Linked DNA regions of Mus musculus: region 1 is linked to region 2. The links are chromatin loops, found by intact Hi-C in ENCODE. Cell type or tissue: heart. All regions are shown on one strand.

Region 1 (5,000 bases), 180 kb before region 2:
TTTAAAGTTACTCTTCATATACACAAAAGTTGACACAAAATTTATAAAGACAAAAGCATTTTTTTCACACTAATGAAACGTCTGTGATTGTTTATTTCCACATAAGAAATAAATCTTGGCTGAATAGTTGATATTGTAGGACTCAGAGTATCTTCATTAATTTTCTTTTTTATTAGATATTTTCTTTATTTACATTTCAAATGTTATTCCCTTTCCTAGTTTCCCCTCTGAAAAGCCCCTATCCCTTCTCCCCTCCCCCTGTTCACAAACCTACCCACTCCCTCTTCCTGGACCTGGCATTCCTCTATATTGGGTTATAGAGCCTTCATAAGAGTAAGGGATTCTCCTCCCATTGATGACCGACAAAGCCATCCTCTGCTACATACACAGCTGGAGCCATGAGTTCCACCATGTGTACTCTTTGGTTGGTACTTTAGTCCCTGGGAGCTCTGGGGGTACTGGTTGGTTCATATTGATGTTCCTCCTATGGGGCTGCAAACCCCTCAGCTCCTTGTGTCCTTTCTCTAGCTCTTACATTGGGGACCCTGTGCTCAGCCTAATGGATGGCTGTGAGTATCCACTTCTGTATTGGTCAGGCACTGGCAGAGCCTCTCAGGAGACAGCTATAGCAGGCTCCTATCAGCAAGCTCTTCTTGGCATCCACAATAGTGTCTGGGTTTGGTGGATGTTTATGGCATGGACTCCCAGGTGGGGCAGTCTCTGGATTGTCATTCTTTCAGTCTCTGCTCTGAACTTTGTCTCTGTAACTCCTTCCATGGGTATTTTGTTCCCCATTCTAAGAAGGATTGAAGTATCCACACTTTGGTCTTTCTTCTTCTTGAGTTTCACGTGTTTTGTGAATTGTATCTTGGATATTCCTAGCTTCTGGGCTAATATCCACTTATCAATATGACAACATGTGTCATGCAAAGTGCATGTGCTGTGTGGAGTGATTTCACACAATTAAGCATGGAGGATTACTGCCACAACCTTGTCAAATTATGCATTTCATTTGGAATTGATTTTGTTTATGACATATACAGAAATATTTTGCTGATGTCCAACTTTTGTGACACCCACCCATTCCCACACACAAACATTCAATTACATGACCTTATATGAGGTTATGACCCAGTTTAAGAAACAATGGCTTAGAAGACAAGAATGGACTGAGATTAAACAGTAAGGTGGAGAAGATGTCACAAAAGTCAAAGAGATAAATGTCTCTTGCAACATTATGTGGCATTAGTCCTCCTTGATAAACCTGTTTGGATTTTTTTCTTTGTTTGGGATTGTTTTTTGTTTTGATTTGTTATTTCCCCATCTGTTTTAACACTTTTGGCAAATATGATACCTAGGATCATCAATGGGTATCCTTGGATGATCAACTCAAAATCCAACAGGAGTCAACAGAGCAGGAGGGAGGAGGGGTTGTTCTGGAGAGATCCACACGACTGACCATTATATTAAAAAGCTATTTCTCCAAGTTGTTCTCCAAATTTGCATGATGGAAAAGTTTACCTTTGTACTTGACAACCAATTGTCTTAATCTCCAGTCATCTTAACTCAACAGAGAAAAATTGATTTCTGACCTTTTTATAGATAAGAGGTTTTTCTGAGTCCACATTGAATATTCTACAACTGAAAGAACCTAACACATCCCTGCATTTCTTCACAGTAATGGAATCAAAATGAAATTACTCGTGTTCTTAAAGAAAAGAACTGCAGCTTGAAGAGTCAACATAGACTTCTGTCTCCCTAAGAAGCAGTAAATGTGAGGACATTTTTTATTCAACTACATAACTGGATCACATAGAAAACACCAAATTGTTGATTGGCAAAACTGTCCATATTAGTACAGTCCCCTGGTAGGGAAAATGCTGGCAGGAAGGAAAGTTGATTGGATGGCACATTTAGTTGGACAGATTTTTAAAATTGTTGTCCCTTTTATATTTCATGTTTTTGTCAGAAATCAAGAGAATGGAGTTTTTAAATCAAAATCAAACAGATAAGTATGGCAGTTTTATGTGTGAAAACAAACATAAGCAGTTCTATGCAGACTCAAGCATAAAATAATTCAGGCATGATGCTGGACTTACTAAGGTCAGCTGGTTTCTCCCACCAGAAACAATGGCTCTCAAACCTTATACATGCCACAGCCTCCTACCATGGGACATAACCTTTAATCCTATGAAATGTTTTGCTAAGTCACCATGTTGAAGTCTTGGAAGTTCACTAGGCCACCTAACATCCAACCCCATCACCTGAAGGTAAAATCAATCAATCAATCAATCAATCAATCAATCATATACCAGCGCTACAGCTTCAATGCACTCACTGTCTACATCTCTCCTGCTCAAAGATCAGGTTTTTGTTATCATCTGTCCCAAATTCACATTAGTATCTCTGAGGACAATGGTGCCCCTCTCATAACTTTCTAGTAGAGTGAAATAAAAATCCTTGTGATCAGTGCAAGAAAATAAAAGCAAGATTAACTAGTGTCTACCACTAACCAATATACAACACATGTGGTCGAAACCTCTCTGCCAACATGAGGCAGAAAACAAAAACAAACAAACAAACAAACAAAAACCAAAAAAAAAAACCAAAAACAACAACAACAAAAAAACCTTCTATTTCACAGTTCAGATATAATTATTGGCCACATTTTCCCAAGCAAAGATGGTGACTTTGGCTCATTCCCTGGGAGACTTTTCTTCCGGTCTTGGCACAGGGGTTGGCTTTTCTTTAACAGATTGTAGTAATGTACCTTTCACTTGATCCAGTTCACTCATTTATTCATTCAAAAGATATCAGAACCCAAAATGATACTTGAGAAGTAGCAAGATAGCAAACCCACATATTCACAGAAACCAGGCACCACTGGCTGCATCTGCCTGTCAACAGCATACCAGATTGGTCCAGCAAATGATCAGTTAACTCTAGTGATTCATTCTCGACTTATAACATTTCCAAGATGCTGAAATTCACCCATTAGGACAAATTTGTGGATGGCAGCCATTCTTCCAACTATTGCACCCTTTGAACTCCTAAACAAATTATGTATAAATGTTCCTAAACATCACTGTGGAAAGTCCTTCCAGTAATGAATGTGACTCATGCTCTGAATTTCCAAGCAGCTATTGAATAACATGAGCCGAGTGTTTTGTCCATGGCCTTGACCTGACCATTTCCACTTTAAAGATGTTTTGGCTTGGGCATGATTTCCAGAGCTGAGGTGGGTAAGAAGTCACGATTGTACTTGCTTCCTCTTTCTACACATTCCCCATGTACTGATTTTCCTAGTAATATTACTAAAATACAATTTATAAGACACTAATCCAATCACTTGATTCCTTTGCTTATAAGCCATCAATCACCAAATCATAGCCACCACCAAGGTGCCATTTCCCTTCCAACTCACAAACTCTGAGCATTGAAGTACCCCCAGTGACACAGCATATTCACAGGCCATATTCGTGGACTTTCATCTGACCTAGCTCTCCATAGAATGGTCCTGAAGTGTCATTCTTCTCTCATAACAAGCAGTCCTCAAGACCCAAGTTGTCAAAAGTGACTATCTAAAAGAGCATTCACTGACAACGCTAAACACAGGTTCACATAGCCTTCCTAAGTCAGTTTGCCATCTCCCTCTTACTGGAATTTCTTGCTAGTAAGTATGCAGTTTTGTTAAATGGACTATATTTTTCTCACTAGTTATTGAAAATCTCCCAATGCCTTACTATAATTCCATAGATCACTGTGTTGGTTGCAAAGAGTGACTCTTAGGATTCTTCTCCAATGTTGTATTGTCATCTCAGAACTGTGTAGCCTAATGGACCCCCTTGGTAAACCTCTACTCCCAAAAACATTTACAAGTCATAGTACCAGCAAGATTATGAAGTATCAGTGAAAATGGTTGTGGGGCACTACAACATGAGGAACTCTATTACAGGTTCACAGCATTAGGAAGGTTAAGAACCCCTGGTATAGAGAGAATAGAGAAACTTGCCATATGGGCAAGAACTATTCATCAGACCATAGCCAATGTACAGCTTCATTCTTCACTAGCATGTGCAAGTCCTGGTGAAATGATTCTTCTGAGAGTGTCATGTCATATCACATATTTCATAGCAAGAGTCACTGGTTTACTTTCAGTCAGTCTAAGAGAGGATGAGGCATAGAGGGAAACAAGTCATTGACTATATAGAACACATAGATTTTCCCTTATGGAGTCTCACTTTGTACAGAACCTGTTCAATATGGAATGAATTCAGAGTGTGTATATGATGATTATATCCAAAATATGTTCATAAATAGTTTGCACTTGAATATCAATTGATATGTGATGAGAAAAGTTTTTGTTTGTTAATATGAATACTCACTGAGCACTTGCACAATATTTAAAGACTCACAAAGATGGTAGTCATCTTGCTGATATTACCAAAAGCCAGAATCATGTAGAGACAAGGCAGCTGATGTTCATCAAGGTCAGATAACTGGCCACTTATCAAAACCTTGTTGGCTACACTCTACTGAAGGCCCTTGGACCATTGCCACCCACATTGTGCATATCTTTGTGCTGCTTCTTGGCACATTTAAGGAGACTGTCCTGAGTTTCTAAAAATTGTCCCCAAGGATGGCAATGTGAAAGCACACCATGAGGGAGTAAGCACCATGGGCTTCTACCATGTAACGTGAAAGAGACCAGGAACTAAGCTTCCCTGAGTAGAAGGGATCACTGACCAAGGAAGTTTCTCAGGAAAACCAATTAAGCTTCTGTTTCCATGGAATATCTGGATTCCCCAACACAACACACAAACACACACACACACACACACACACACACACACACACACACACAAGTGTGGATATAAAACTGCTCCTTTCTGCCAACTCATATTGTTCAGTAAATAGACCTCACCATTTCCTGGGATATGAGCCAATTTGATTACCTCCTTTTTCCATGCTTGGAAGCTGCTTGGCCGTGATCTCTTTAA
Region 2 (5,000 bases):
TTCCCTATGTTCCAGTGTCCCCTGCACGTGAAATAAAGAAAATGTCCCTTCAGGCAGGTGAATAGAAATACTGCATGTGACCTAGTTTAATAATACTTCATCTTTATGTCTTTCTTTCCACTGATGAGACTCTTTCACCATTAAGGTAATGAAACCCTTCCATCTTTCAGGACCTCCATCCCACCCAGGAGGAGTGGCAGAGGACAGGATAACAGAAACAGGTAGAAGGACAGAGAAGCCAGGCCTTAGTGGTCCATTGCCATTTTTGTCTTTTGATTTTAGTAGATGAGGAAGATAGTTCTAAAGAATGAAGCCTCTTTCCTGAGCATGCACAACACAGAGATGACAGTCCCACTCCCTTCCTTGCTGGTATTTGATGTAGAGATTTTCAGGGAGATCTAGATGTCCAGTTTTTTAAAAATAGAACTCACTTGCTTCTATTTTACACTTCTGATGTAGGTTTTTTTTCCTTTCTTGAAGTAAAAAAAAAAAAAAGAATGTTAATATATGAAACTTCTCCTGTATCTTCAGGGAATCTTAGATGCATAAGACTTAGTCCCTAGATGGGAAAAAGGAACTTAAGGTGATAGCAGCTGCCTTGAGAGGGCTAGGGTTCTGGTTCTACTCTTGCTCACTGGTTCCTTGTGTAACACAGAAGGTCTCTCTCTCTCTCTCTCTCTCTCTCTCTCTCTCTCTCTCTCTCTCTCTCTCTCTCTCTCCCCGTAGGGTGGAGGGGTATGTATCTTGATTTCTACTCCTGTTGTAGGCGTAGCTCCTTAATAGCCAGTCATTGACCATGGCAAAAGAAACGTTGGTTTATTCAAGGATCTGGCACACCATACAGTAAGTTACTCTAAGCCACCCTAGTACACACAGACCAGAGTGAGAAACAGCCCTAGCGGCCTCCAGTTCAACTCTCTTTCTGTGTAAGCACAAGAGGAAGTTGAACTCCATGAAATTAATGACTCATTGGGCCCAGTGCAACCTGAACTTGAAAACATGCTTTGACACAATCTATCGTGAGCATGGTAACAAGTCCTCTAAGGGACAGGGTTGTTGTAGCTCCACAACGCTCATGATTTCTCACTCATCTGAATTACAAGATATATCAACTTTACAGGCAGAATACTTGCAGTTACTGATTCAGTTGCATTAAAATATGATCTCTTCAGCCACTGTGCCCTAACCCTGGGTGTCATGACCCTCAGAACAAAACTTTGCACTCCCTTTGTACAACCAAAGAAGTCACTTTCCCAAGGTGGAATAATGAAGCACGGGCAGAGCTGGGATTGCAAAATAAACTCTGCCTTTACTTTTATTTTTTAATACTTCCAGATATTATTTCATATAGGGGCATAGTTATCCCCTTCCCTCTAAACCAGCTTCATTTCTGTTGCTACAGAGCAGTGGGAGCTGAGCTAACATATTGGAAACAACCTCCAGGAATCATGGACATGGCACAGTTGTGCTTTTCCTCTGAAACAGAGATGGAAGGTAAACAGTCGGGGTAGATGTGGGAACTGGTCAAAAGAAAGCATTTTCTGGCTCCACTGTAAAATGAAATAAAATGAAGCTGTCAAATGCACGAGGTCAAGGTTGACTGCTGTTCGTGGAACATGCTTTTGTTCACTGGGTCTGCCCTATCACGATACAGTGGTACGTGTTGTTATGTTGTAGTCACGAAGCAACTAAAAGGCTCATAAACCAGCAGAGGAACCAAGAAGAATCTACAAATACTAACTATGCCATATAAATGACTAGAGGAACAGAACGGAAGCCCTGAAAATACTGAAGATGTCAATCAGTTTTTAGAGGGCCCTGTTGACCAGCCAGCCATCACAGTTTCCTTGTCCCATATGAGAAGATACTACCAGAAGTAAATGATTGTGCTCTTGGGCAAGGGGGGTGACTTTTCTGTACCTCTGCCATCCAGTTTGAGTATTGGGAGCCACAGTGCACTTTAGGAGCCATCTGAAATCTCATGTTTTGGAGATGTTCAGCTGAGTTATGGCAACTTTCACCTCTGGCTAGCCAGTGGGACAACTGGAGCACAGGCCCACCTGCTGCTCCCATCCAGGCCCTCATCCCTAGCTGTGCTCTGCACATGGCTGGGATAATGTCCCACTTGTTCTTCTGAATAAACAGGATGCAGTTTACCCAGTTTTTCCAAATGGCAACCCAAGAGATGACAACCTAAAATTTGTTTTCCTGCTTTCTTGAAGTTAAAGGAAGTTGCACCAGAGGAGATTCTTCTATGTGTGGGAGCCTACCTGGAGGAATATGAGCCTAGTGAACAGATGTCAGATGAAAGGAGAGGGAGAGGGGGAGGGAGGAGAGGAAGGAGAGGGAGGAGAGAGAGGGCAGGCAGGACAGGGAGGACAGGGAGGACAGGGAGGAGAGGGAAACAGGGAGGACAGGGAGGACAGGGAGGAGAGGGAGGACAGGGAGGACAGGGAGGACAGGGAGGACAGGGGGGACAGGGAGGACAGGGAGGACAGGGAGGACAGGGAGGAGAGGGAGGACAGGGAGGACAGGGAGGACAGGGGGGACAGGGAGGACAGGGAGGAGAGGGAGGACAGGGAGGACAGGGGGGACAGGGAGGACAGGGAGGACAGGGAGGACAGGGAGGACAGGGAGGACAGGGAGGACAGGGAGGACAGGGGGGACAGGGAGGACAGGGAGGAGAGGGAAACAGGGAGGACAGGGAGGACAGGGACAGGGACAGGGAGAGGGAGACATAGGCCACACATGGTAAGCCTCCTGTTTCCGTTCTTATTCTAGGGCAGAAAACTGTGAAATACAAACTAAAGTCAGGACAGACCTTGGTCAACCCAACACAGCCAGAGAACAGGCTGTAGGTCACATGGAATTCCTGAAGGTTTTGAGGAGACCTACAGAGCACTGATCTGTCACTAGCTAATCATGTCTATGTGCCCAGAATTGGGGATATCCTTAAGGGTTCACAGCACTAACAAGTCCTGAGACTCTGAGAGTCTCGGGAAACTGCACAGTGTGTAATTTCCTCCTGTGTAAATCCCAAAGTACTTCTCCAGGAAGGATCCAGGAAGCCCCTGAACTCTCTGTTTGGGAAATAGAAGATAGATGCCAAATCAATGCTTCAGGAAGATCCAGAAGGAATCAGAAAGGCCATCTAATATGATGACCCATTTGACCTTCTATTTTCTACACAAATAGCCTCATGAAACCTGCCTAGGCTTCCTCTGCATAACTCCAGTAATCATAAGGTTGTTCACTGCCTTCAAATCACTCCATGATTTTATGACTCAGAATTCGCAAAGTCTCTCTTTTTAAAGTAGACTCTAAGCCTGACTTTCTCTGAACATCATTCATTGACCTCAAAGCTCTCTAGGGCATACAAGATACTCTCTGTCTTTTCCAGTAGCTCTTTCTGTGCTTCTGCTTAGAAAAGTCAGGACCACTGAGGGTGGCTTCGGCTCAGTGAAGTTGGATAAGTGTCCTTTGTCTCATCTTGTTATCACCCCCAAAAGATTAAAATTCTCAGGTAAAATAATTCCTGCCATTCAAATATAACTGTTCATTTCATTGGTCTTTCTTTTGGGGGAGGGGGGTTGAGACAGGGTTTCTCTGTATAGCCCTGGCTGTTCCGGAACTCACTCTGTAGACCAGGCTGGCCTCGAACTCAGAAATCCGCCTGCCTCTGCCTCCCAAGTGCTGGGATTAAAGGTGTGCGCCACCACCGTCTGGCGCTATACATTGTTTTAAAACATAGCTCTGACCCCTCATCTTATTACATTCTGTTAAGGTGAAGCTCGACCCACGAGAGTGAATGCATACTTGGTGCTATAAACTAGATCAAACATCCAAGCTGGGGAAGTTGTTGGTCCTAAGGCTGACCTCCCTATTATTGATAAGCTAAAATGACAGGGCATCATATTGCAGGTTAATTGTTTGTATCCATAGACAGATGCTGTTTTTATTCTTAATCCAACAACGTCTCTTTGAAGTGAACAACAGTGAGAGAAGAGACTGGGGTGCTGAAGGTATTTTGAATAAATAATGGATGAGTACTTATCCTGAAACAGGACATTTATGTCATGCCCTCTGAGGCTCAGAAATATTGCAGAAGAAGGAATGGAAAGAATGTGGGGGCCAGAAACTGAGGAGAAGAGACACAGAGCGTTCTCCTCAGGACACGACCCAGCCACTGCAGACATGATCTCATAGCACTAGACCTGCAAAACCTGTCAAAACCCACATGGGCAGAGGGGCTCCTGAGGCCCTAAAGCTTCCTCTTCAACTGCTGTCAACCGATTGGTTCCTGGGAAGAGACAGTTAGGAAGCAAGTCTGAGCCCATCAGGATTTAACAGCTAGCTCCAGACTCATTGCCGCACAGATGGTCCTAGTTAAAATCAGCGGGTACCAAAAAAATATTAAAAAAAGCATGAACTGTGGGAGGGGGATCATAGTGAAAGGGGGAGAATAATCGGGATGTGAAGGAACTAATAGAGAACAGAAAGAGAAGGAAGCTATCAAAAAAAATCATAACTAAAGATATAAATATAAACAATTATAAAAATACATATAAATAAACAGATTTAAAAAAATAAATTCTAGTGACATGGAATTAAAGTGAATTGAACCCTAACTAGCAACCACAAAGCCTTTACAGCTCCCCACCCCAACCCCACCCCCATCTTAGAGGCCATTGTGAGAATCATTAGTCTATGATAGATGACTTGTGATTGGTCTATACCCATTCTCTTAGCCTTTCAAGTTCATTAGCAGGATCAGCAATGACCCGATCCCTCCTTTTAGACACAATATAATGAAGATTCAAAAGCAGATTTCTCTCTGAATCTAATCATACATAATTCTATTTTTTCCTTTCAAAAGTATGTTTTTACAAATATTAGATAAACATTTAATAGGTCACAGGGCATCTATGAGTTTCTTATGTAAGAAAGGTAAGAAGGTTTTTAAGTGTAAAAAATAGTAAATACTAAATACTAAGGAATTG

The links. A loop is a pair of places that touch in the nucleus more often than their neighbours do. Peaks named below come from ENCODE experiments on the same cell type or tissue, not always from the same donor. Only the 100,000 strongest peaks of a DNase experiment are listed, where the experiment ranks them.
Region 1: it touches region 2 in a loop (2.8-fold over the local background); 2 of 42 quality-filtered maps call a loop at or near these places.

The regions. Positions count from the first base shown.
Region 1 is chr12:15,539,632-15,544,631 of GRCm38, forward strand. No RefSeq gene overlaps it. Among named protein-coding and RNA genes, the nearest start is that of Gm40287, 64 kb to the right of the region's middle. In heart, no CTCF peak of the experiment used is centred here; no DNase peak of the experiment used is centred here.
Region 2 is chr12:15,719,458-15,724,457 of GRCm38, forward strand. Gm40287 (a long non-coding RNA gene) reads left to right here. Exons shown (of 6, transcript XR_872503.1): 4 at 1,403-1,494. Among named protein-coding and RNA genes, the nearest start is that of Mir6387, 79 kb to the right of the region's middle. In heart, no CTCF peak of the experiment used is centred here; a DNase peak (open chromatin) is centred at 2,894.